Linked DNA regions of Homo sapiens: region 1 is linked to region 2. A link is an interaction called in ENCODE POLR2A ChIA-PET data of the cell type or tissue named here. Cell type or tissue: GM12878. All regions are shown on one strand. Links, peaks and the distances in the headings refer to the core of each region. The heading gives the core; the rest is flanking DNA. Region 1 overlaps SLC7A7 (solute carrier family 7 member 7). Region 2 overlaps BCL2L2-PABPN1 (BCL2L2-PABPN1 readthrough).

Region 1 (5,379 bases), core at 99-5,098, 540 kb before region 2:
ATGAGCATTTCCTTTGAGTGTCAAGTCAGCACTCAAAAAGTTTCAGATTTTTAGAGCATTTCAGATTTTGGATATTCAGATTAGGGATACTCAACCTGTATTAAAACCCATACTGCTTTATCACAGGATTTTCTGATGCTATTTCTCCTACCTAAAGCCCATCTCTACCATTTGCAACCCTAGCCATCAAGATGCACTTTTTTTTTCTGAGAACACTTTGGTGGATTTTAAGACACACACACACACTTCTAGATGTAATTCTTCACCCTCTACTCCCATGGAAGTGATCGTTTCTTCTCTTAAACACCGTATCACTCACTATCTGTCATGGCAATCAATCATTACAGTGTATTCCATGTACTTTTTGCCTTATCTTAGAGCAGAGGTGTACCATTCCTTAGAGCATTTGGATTTCCCCTGTAGCGGTTAGCATAGTGCCTTGCCCGTGGTGAACATTCTGATCCACCAATAGTTTTTCTATTGGAATCTTTCAGAGCTTTCAGGAAGCTAGAACAGTCGCTTCTGCTGTTACTAAAGTTTCCCCCGCAATCTGGCTTTCAGTCTCATCCTTGAGTTCACTTACATTGAAGAGCAGAGAAGGCACTGGTGTGAACCGCTCAACATGGATCATGCAGATGGCATCAGGGAGATGGCCTTCTCTTGAGCCCACAAAGAAAAGCCTATGTTAGGTAAGATAGGAGAAGCTGAGAAAATTGGTGGACACGGTGCAGCCTGGTTCACCTGCCACATGGCCCTCCCTCTCTGCCATCCCTTCCTTCAAAAGTATTTGGATAATATGGACTGGAGCTCAGTATTAAGATTAATGACAACTGCAGGCTTCTGCTAGAAACAAGAAGAAAGAGGTTGTGGTATCGGTTGGAGAACACAAGTAATCAAAGGCTGGGTCCTGTAAGTTCTGTCCACTGCATAGCCCTTTGATGATACACCCCTCACAAAAGTTGCCACTCTTACCTAGAAGCAGCCACAATGGAGGCATTGAGGCCACCAAAACAGGATAATGCAACTGACAGTGGAATTATCCAGTTAAATATTCCAAATATCTGATCTGCAAAAGTCTAAGGGAAAAGAATGGAAGAGTCATTAGCAGGATCTAAAAGGGATGAAAGACATGGATGGGCATGCCCCCAGATTCCCCTTATTAGGTATTCCAACCTTTCTTCCACAGTGGGGTTAACAGGACCTTCTTGCAAGCCCGGTATTCTAAATGAACTCCTTTCAAGGCTGTCTACCCCCTTTCCAGGACTTTCAAGAGCCAGAATATACCCAGTACCCCACAAGACACCCTCAACCTTCTGCTAGTGAAAATCCTTTACCACAGCAACAGCATCACTGGCCAAGATGTCTCTCATGTCTAGCACAGTATAATAGGCCACATTGGTCAAGATATAGATGATGGTGACAATGGGCATGGAGATGCCAATGGAGAGGGGCAGGTTCCTACAGCCAAATAGAATAAAATGCACATTAGTCCCACAGTCATATCCCTATCTCTCCTTTAATCCTTAGACTCTCCCTGCCACACCGGTCTTTCCAGGGATGGAGACTGTTGCTACATTTCCTCAATGCATTTGTCTTTGACGGTGCCCTGGATAGTGGCTGAAGCTCTGAACACTTAAGAACTAAAGAACATTAGGGGAAAGGAATATCATATTAGGAGACAGGACTGTGCAGCTGGGAGCAGTGGCTCATGCCTGTAGTACTAACACTTTGGGAGGCTGAGGCAGGGAGATGGCTCGAGTCTAGGAGTTGGAGACCAGCCTGGGCAACATGGCAAAACCCTGTCTCTACAAAAAACTAGCCAAGCAGCTGGGCGTGGTGGCTCACGCCTGTAATCCCAGCACTTTGGGAGGCCGAGCCGGGTGGATCACCTGAGGTCAGGAGTTCAAGACCAGCCTGGCCAACATGGCAAAACCCTGTTCCTACTAAAAATATAAATAATTAGCCAGGCATGGTGGCATGCACCTGTAGTCCCAGCTACTCAGGAGGCTGAGGTACGAGAATCACTTGAACTCGAGAGGCGGAGGTTGTGGTAAGCCAAAATTGTGCCACTGCACTCCAGCATGGGCGACAGAGCGAGACTCTGTCTCCAAAAACAAACCAAAAAAAAAAAAATTAGCCAAGCGTGGTGGTGCATGCCTGTAATCCCAGCTATTTGGGAGGCTGAGGTGGGAGGATCACTTGAGCCTGGGGAGGTCAAGGCTGCAGTGAACCATGACTGGGCCACTGCACTCCAGCCTGGGCAAGGCAGCCAGACCCTGTCTAAAAAAAAAAAAAAAAAAAAAAAAGCAGGGCGGGGGGGATTAACAAAGACTGTCCCCAGCATCATAACGCACAGGAAAATGGGAGGTTGTTTTGTTTTATACCCCAAAGATCTTTTGGTGTCAGGATTCCATCTCTAAGATTATCAACATTGGCAATTTTGCCTCAAGGTTGAGAAATATAAAAAGAAATTATGGAGGCAAATTGTGAAATTTAACATCTTCAGAGAATAAGATAGGCCTTCAGTAGGAAGAGAAGTGTATGTATCTGACTAGCAGCCTGGAAGATATGTCTGCCCACCCCTTCCTCAGTTTGAGAACCTCAGGAGCCATCCTAACTGGTGGGCAAAAGAAAGATGCAAAGAGCTCTCAAGGTCCCTGTAGCCCAATAAAGCCATGATCTTTATAAGCATCCTTAACAGTAAGGCTGCCAAAAAAAAAGCACAAAGTGGGGCAAATACTCTGCAAATAGAGTCATGCAGTTTCTGTCCGGTAGGTGGAAGTACCACCCAGGCCTTGATCCTGCTTCTGTTATCTCTGTTCCCATAGCGTTACCACTAGTTGTGTACCAAGAGTGCTCTTCTGTTTCTCAAGCCAAAAGGAGTTTATTGGTATAAGAATTGTGATTCTTTTCACTTAAGCATTTACAGAAAGCTGGGCACAGTGGCTCATGCCTGTAATCCCAGCACTTTGGGAGGCTAAGGCGGGCGGATCACCTGAGGTCAGGAGTTCGAGACCAGCCTGGCCAACATGGTGAAACCCATGTCTCTACTAAAAATACAAAAATTAGCCAGGCGTGGTGGCAGGCACCTGTAATTCTAGCTATTTGGGAGGCTGAAGCAGGAGAATCACTTGAACCTGGGAGGCAGAGGTTGCAATGAGCCAAGATCACGCCATTGCACTCCAGCCTGGGAAATACAGCAAGACTCTCTCCAAAAAACAAAAAACATTTTACCGAAACTCCACTCCCTGGCAAATCTTAGTTCCCAGAATCATAGAATTTTAGAGCCAGGAAAGGCCATGGAGATCACAGAATTTAACCCCCTCAATTACAGATAAGGAAACAGGCAAAGAGATGGCCGGGCAACTCCCTCAAGGTTAGCCAACAAGTCAGTGGAAAGATCAACTCTAGGTCCTTGACTTCCTGTCCAGTTCTCTTTTCACTCTATATATAGACTACAGAGCAATAATGGTAGGGTGACTTAATTGAATGACTGAAACTATACCACAATGTCAGTATGAATTTAGGAAACAAGGAAGGTATCAGAGGGAAACACAGGAAGGTTTCTGGAAGTCTATATCCCAAAGCTATGTATGTGGGGATAAGGGTGGATAAAATATCTATCAAGGAAAATCTGTTTTAAAAACATACATAAGCATATAATACAACCTGCTTTAATTAATGCAGAAATTAATGAACAAATGTAAAAATGCCTTTAAAAATTTACAAAGCATACATGAGTAAGTTCATATTTTAGCCCTGTTACTGTGATCATAGACAAGTTACTTCTCTGAGCCTCAGGCCTCCCATCTATTAAAATGAGGCTGGTAAAATTAACCTCATAGTGGTTGTGGTATGCTGTCTGGCACGTAGTAGGAGCTCATTAAATGATGGCTATCACTGCTATGGAAAGTTGGTGGTGCAGTACCTACCTCTCAGGATTCTTGATCTCTTCAGTGACATAGTTGAGGGTGTCCCAGCCTGAGTAGGAGAACAGAGCTGAGTACAGTGCCAGGGCAATGTCACCCACTGCAAATGATGAACCCTCAAAGGAATTCTCAAAATGAGTAGAGGCTCCTGGAACCCAAGAACATTGGAAGGCAGGGGATTAGTGGCTCATTCTCCCACTTCAAGATGGTCAAGTAAAGGACTGACAGAATATGGTAATATAATAGCAGGTAAGTGGCCTACAACACCTTTGGCAGCAAGAGTACCAGTAAGGGAACAGGAAACAGAAGAGAGACGTCTATAGAGATAGACCAGAATGCCCTGCATCCTAATGACATAGATGGGGATCTTGACAGGAAGGGTCCAGGGTAGCTTTCTAGGATAAGAAACCACCATAGAGCAGAAAAGCTGGAGAATAGAAACAATGCAGTTCTGTTCTGCTCTGCAGGCTGCCTGATTCCTGCCTCCTATCACAATCTGCCAAAGGCAGCTCCCAGGGCATGGCTGTCAACCCTTTGCCAAGATCAGCCTCCTCTGGGAGGCAGCGTGCATGGAAGTTAAAGGACAGACTTTTGGGTCAGTTGTCCTGGATACAAATTTCAACTCCTCTACTTACCGGTAGCAACTTGGGCAAGATATTTAATTCTTTTTTTTTTTTGGGGGGGGGACAGAGTCTCGCTCTGTCGCCCAGGCTGGAGTGCAGTGGCGTGATCTCAGCTCACTGCAACCACCGCCTCCTGGATTCAAGCGATTCTCCTGCCTCAGCCTCCCGAGTAGCTGGGATTACAGGCGCCTGCCACCATGCCCGGCTAATTTTTGTATTTTTAGTCGAGATGGGGTTTCACCATCTTGGCCAGGCTGATCTTGAACTCCTGACCTCATGGATCCACCCGCGATGGCCTCCCAAAGTGCTGGGATTACAAGCACGAGCCACTGCGCCCGGCCCAAGGTACTTAATTCTGCAGGCTGTTTCCTCATCCATAAAATGAGAATAATAATAGTGCCCACCGAATAAGGTTATAGTAAGAAATGAGATAATGCACAAAGAGCACTTAGAGGAGTGCGGCTCACAGAAAATGCTTAAAAAAGATTAGTTGCTACTAATATTATTTCTTACCCTGGCCAAGTCTAACAATGCCTGCAACGATGACCGCGATCAGTGCCAATACTTTAGCATAGGTGAAAATATCTTGTACCAGGGTTCCCCATTTGACATAGGCACAGTTAATGAAGGTTAAGAGACCTGAAAGAAAAATAATACTGATTGGTGACTTACCCTTACCACCCTAGGGCCTTAGACTCCCAAGCAATTTTTCCAGTACCAGTCACCAAGATATATATACCCTTCAGCCAAAGACAGACCCTCTGACCTGCTCTGCACTGGAACCCTCGGGGCCCCAGAATGTCCTCACCATTATCATACAAAGGCCT
Region 2 (5,379 bases), core at 104-5,103:
GTCTGGGTCCCACACTGTGTCTCAGTGAGACTGTTGATGCCTTGAGATGACCATTTCAGATCTGAATCCCATGGGTGTGAGGGTGATGGGTACTCCAGGACTGGCCTATGCTGTGTTGTGGGCTTTGGTTCGGCTTTATCAGGGGCCAGGCATATGGGTTCTAGAGTACCTACCATGACCTAGAAGCATTTATGATTTATTTGAAGCCACACTGTTTGCATGGGTGTTACTTGTCTGTACCTCAGAGTCTGAGGATGTTAACTTTGGAACTCGCAGTCCTCTAGAACAGCTTCAGATTATGGCTTTTTCTTTTGAGGAAGAAATTATTCACTCCAGATGCATGCCCTGAGCCAGACCTCACTGCTGCACTTTCCAAGGTGCTAAGATTGCTGCTCTCCAATGCTAACTTTCTGACACAGTGCTCTAGAACCCTGCCTGTGGTCCTGAGCACTGATCACCTTAGCTAGACCATGGTTGACTCTTCTTGGAGATTTTCACTTGGTCCTAGAATGTGGCAACGTAGTTGTGCTCGCCAGAACGTGGGACCAAATTGGCCTCAGGTGTTGAGTCCAGACTTCTGCTTTTGAGAGAGGGCTGCACTTTTTCATGGTATTTCTAGGGGAGGTGGTAGGCTGCATGTGCCACTTGGTCTTGTTGTGAGTATGCTGACACCAGAAACTCAGAGCCAGCTTGTGGCAAGCAGTTGGGGTGGGGGGTCTCTGACTTGCTCAGGACAAACTAGGCCAGTGGTTTTCAAACTGCTTGGCAGAGCCCTGAAGTTTCCTAGGGGTTGCCTCAGGAGTCCTTGGGGAGATGAAGGGGGTGGGGAGCTGAGCAGGCTGGGCAATTTGCCCTCAAACAGAACAGCTCCCCTTGTAGCTGTCTTACATATTGGGGTTCAGGGTAAGATTTTATTTGCATTAAGGGGTTTGCTGCTGAAAAAAAGTTGGAAAACCACTGACTAGACCATCGGCTCCAAATTGGAGTCTGTGCTTCCTTCCCCAGGTATGGAGCACACTCTTCACCCTACCCTCTACCACAGGACACATATCCCTGTTAGCATTCCCCGGGACCTTTAGCCAAGAGGAGCTGCAGGGACCATGGCCAGGTTACCAAAATGCCCTGCTCTGAAGCCTTGACACCTGGGTGGAAAGAGAGGCTGTTTTCTGAAAGGGTAAAGGGCTTGGTCTGGATTCCCAGAAGCATAGCTTAGATGGGACCACAGTGGGCAATTTTGACCTGTCCTGCCCTTCTTAGCTTGAAGGGAAACCCCAGAGACTCTTCTGTCAGGGAAAACTAGGGACTCTCTTCTAGAGCCATATAGTTCCTTGGGATTAGCTCTTGGCCAAGAAGGCTGAGTATGGTTCCCAATTTTTAAATCCATTTCATTTTTTAAAAAATAAGGGAAATAAATGTAATTGCCATTTTTCAAAGATTAAGTAGGAGGAGAGGGGTTTCTTGCTCTCCAGAGCCCAAAGGGACAAATAGGGACTTTGTTTAGGCCAAGGAAGGAGCGGAAGTAGGGCAACTCGGTCCTGCGATTATTAATCCCACTCCCCACTTATTCTAGGGCACACAAACACTATTTTACTTTTTTAAAATCATAAAACGGCAGAACAGATTTGGTTAGTTTAGAAGAAAAGAAAGCTCTATAAATATAAATCTATATTCCTGTATTTTTATTTAATAATTTATAAATACCAAGTTCATTTGACTTTTATTTTTGTGTAATATGTAATGATCGTATTAAAAACAATAAATAAAGCCCAGAAGTTTAATGAGAAGGACTGAACAGGGTTTGTGACTTCTACACTGTATAGCCTGGGGTCAGGACATTTCCTTGATCCAATCATCTCTTCATGACCTTGTTAAAGGCAAGAATTAGAATAACAGGGATTTGAGAAAGTGTTGGGATCATTAAGAAAAAAAGAGTCTTTCCCCCATCCTCACCCCACTCCTATACCAGCCAAATGGTCAAAGCCAAGAATTCCTTCTATTTCAACCTGAGCCTTGGGAGGGTGTGTGTATATGGTACTCTGGGACTGCCACTAACAATAACCAAATGAGAAACAAAGAAAACCTACCAAAAATCTTTGTGTGATAGTAATCAAGCCCCCAGTTGTGGTTCAGGCTCTAATCAGAAGTGTGTGATAATAATGAACATTTCTCCATGGTGCCTTCCTGCCTACCTCAGACTTAAAAATAGGTCTGGGCCAGGTGCGGTGGCTCACACCTCTAATCCCAGCACTTTGGGAGGCCGAGGCGGGCAGATCACTTGAGGTCAGGAGTTCGAGACCAGCCTGGCCAATATGGGGAAACCCTGTCTCTACTAAAAATACAAAAATTAGCCGGGCATGGTGGTGCGTGCCTGTAATCCCAGCTACTCAGGAGGCTGAGGCATGAGGATCACTTGAACCTAGAAGGTGGAGTTTGCAGTGAGCCAAGATCGAGCCACTGTACTCCAGCCTGGGTGACAGAGGGAGACTCTATCTCAAACAACAAACAAACAAAAAATAAGGCAAGGCGGAGTCTGGCAAAAATGGGAGTCCCTGCTTCCTTTGCTGGTCCTGTGAGACATTTGGTTTCAGCCATTTTAATGCAAATTGATAAACTGGATGGAATTTCTAAGAATATTCAGCTCATCCTTCTCTACCTCTAATCTTGGACCACATCAAAATCATGTTAACTGAAACAGTGATCCTAATTTTAAATTTCAGGTGGGAATTTCTAGCCTTTCTGTAATCCAGTGCAATAGACTGGTACTTGGGTTTATGTGTTAAATTGCAAGAAATATAATTGTTTAGAGGAATCCAGCATTCTCTTTCTATTCTTTATACAAAAGTCTACAGGGGAAACCATATTAAAATCAGAGAGTGGCTTAGTGAATATGGCACTATGGGAAAGGAAATTAGATGTTCTTAATAGTTAATATCATCAAGTATGATAGCTGGTGTATTTATCTCCACTGTTGTGTGATTGATTTAATGATTGATTTGCATTTGCCTAGTTCCAAAAAATATTTGCAATATCTTACTATAATACACAAAATAATAGGAAAACATAAATTTTTTAAGTTGGGTTGAATTTCAAGTCAAGGTTAAGTAAAAAAAATAAGTAGGGGTAAAGGGAAAATTGAAATAAGATGGCGGCAAAAGGAAAATTAATGCACAGAAAAACATTCTATAAGTAGCATTTCCAAATACTAAAGCTAGGCTGTGAATTCAGCTGTGAGCTTCTTGGTGGCTAAAGCAAATTAAAATACAGAATGAAATTCACATTCCTCTTAGGATTTATAAAAGCCTATCAGTTACTCAAGAGGGGCAAAAAAAATTTTGTGGCTTTTCTAAGAAGACAATGATATAGTGGACACCACCTTCTGTGACATCTAAAAGCAAATATGATGTTGAGTTTTGACCACTGTTTCTTCTAAAAACACCAAATGGAGATTCAGAAGGTCCTAAGCGAGAAATAACACTGGTGGAGAACTGTATGAAGGAAATATAATCCATCTATCGCTTTAGATAGCCCAAAATTTAATCCTGTATTAAACCAAATCATCATAGAGCAGCATATTTGGGCTAAATTGTGATGAACCTAGTAGAACACACTTAGGACCTTCTGAATCTATTAGAAGGTCCTAAGTGTGTTAGGACAAATGACACCTTCAATAAAGTTGGGCAACACTTAGTTACAATTATTAGTAAATGGATAGATTGTAGATATTCTGTGTTGTTACTTTTTTAAATTTTTATTTATTTATTTATTTTGAGATGGAATCTCGCTGTGTTGCCCAGGCTGGAGTGCAGTGGCGCGATCTCGGTTCACTGCAACCTCCACCTCCCGGGTTCACTCCATTCTCTTGCCTCAGCCTCCCGAGTAGCTGGGACTACAGGCGCCCGCCACCACGCCCGGCTAATTTTTTGTATTTTTAGTAGAGACGGGGTTTCACCGTGTTAGCCAGGATGGTTACCATCTCCTGACCTCGTGATCCGCCCGCCTCGGCCTCCCAATGTGCTGGGATTACAGGCGTAAGCCACCGCGCCCGGCCCTCTGTGTTGTAACTTAATAGCAAATCCTTTGAAGACTTTAAAAGCTGCTTTAAGGCTGGGCGCGGTGGCTCACGCCTGTAATCCCAGCACTTTGTGAGGCCGAGGCGGGCGGATCACGAGGTCAGGATCACAAGGTCAGGAGATCGTGACGGTCCTGGCTAACACAGTGAAACCCCGTCTCTACTAAAAATACAAAAATTAGTTGGGTGTGGTGGCGCAGTCCCTGTAGTCCCAGCTACTTGGGAGGCTGAGGCAGGAGAATCGATTGAACCCGGGAGACGGAGGTTGCAGGGAGCCGAGATGGCGCCACTGCACTCCAGACTGGCGACAGAGTGAGACTCCGTCTCAAAAAAAATAAAAATAAAAAATAAAATAAAATAAAATAAAATTTGCCTTAAATGTAGATACAGGAGAAATACAGAAATAAATCGACTATTTTGAAACTCAGCAGAAAATACACCATAATGAAATGCTGTGTAGTTTATTCAGTCAGTCATTTATGCAGCAAATATTCAAGCATCATCTGTGTGCTAAGCACAGTTACAGGCTCTGAGGTAGAGTGAACAGACAGATGCAAATCTCTGTTCTCATGTTGCTTATATTATAGTAAAAGAAACAGAAAACTTAACAATTATGTAATATGTGAGAAGGCGATGAATACCATAAAGAAAAATAATTCATTGAGGGGAATGTGTGTGTATATATACACACGTAAGAGTTCAATTTTAAATTGAGTGGTCAGAGAAGGCCTCATTTCTAGGGTGACTTTTGGGTAAAACTATGACAAACAAAATTGGAAAAATATATTTATTGACATGGGAAGATGTTTGTCTTTTTTTTTTAATTGGGTAAAAAAAGAAAATAGATTAGAAAATAATATATACAGTATGATCCCATTTTGCTAAAATATTTATATCTGTGTGCCTTGATATATATTTGCATATTGAAACTTTCAGGAAGTATATATGCCAAAATATCATTAGTGATTGTCTCTGGATAGTGGGCTTTATGAGTGCTTTTATTTTGTTCTTTTTGCTGTCAGTATTTTCTGATTCTTTGACAATGAACATATATTTCCAGATATTTCCAGTACAGTATATGAAAACAAGTTCTTTAGGTACAAAATTTTTAAAAAGTTAACGAAGCAGGATGGAAATTAAGCAGCCCAACAGAGGGTCCTTCACATTTAAATGGCTACCCCACTTCCATGCAAAGGCAAACTTAGGGAGCCAAGGTAAGCAGGACCAGACCACATTAGAAGATTATTGAGGTCTGCTCCAAGACAGAGGTCAGTAAAGGAGAAAGACTCCATGGTTCTACATCAGCACTG

The links. ChIA-PET counts read pairs that join two places held together with the same protein. Peaks named below come from ENCODE experiments on the same cell type or tissue, not always from the same donor. Only the 100,000 strongest peaks of a DNase experiment are listed, where the experiment ranks them.
Region 1: POLR2A ChIA-PET joins it to region 2 with 6 read pairs; 6 of 35 experiments call an interaction of 5 or more read pairs at or near these places.

Annotation. Positions count from the first base shown.
Region 1 is chr14:22,774,861-22,780,239 of GRCh38, forward strand. It overlaps SLC7A7 (solute carrier family 7 member 7), which reads right to left. Exons shown (of 10, transcript NM_003982.4): 3 at 5,066-5,191; 4 at 3,933-4,077; 5 at 1,335-1,458; 6 at 973-1,076; 7 at 584-680. Among named protein-coding and RNA genes, the nearest start is that of OXA1L, 11 kb to the left of the region's middle. In GM12878, for the core only: a CTCF peak has its summit at 2,782 (motif pointing right); a DNase peak (open chromatin) is centred at 2,805; H3K27ac peaks cover 645 bases.
Region 2 is chr14:23,309,968-23,315,346 of GRCh38, forward strand. The region is part of intron 3 of BCL2L2-PABPN1 (BCL2L2-PABPN1 readthrough); the gene reads left to right. BCL2L2 (BCL2 like 2) reads left to right here. Exons shown (of 4, transcript NM_004050.5): 4 at 1-1,784. Among named protein-coding and RNA genes, the nearest start is that of BCL2L2-PABPN1, 5.8 kb to the left of the region's middle. In GM12878, for the core only: no CTCF peak of the experiment used is centred there; no DNase peak of the experiment used is centred there.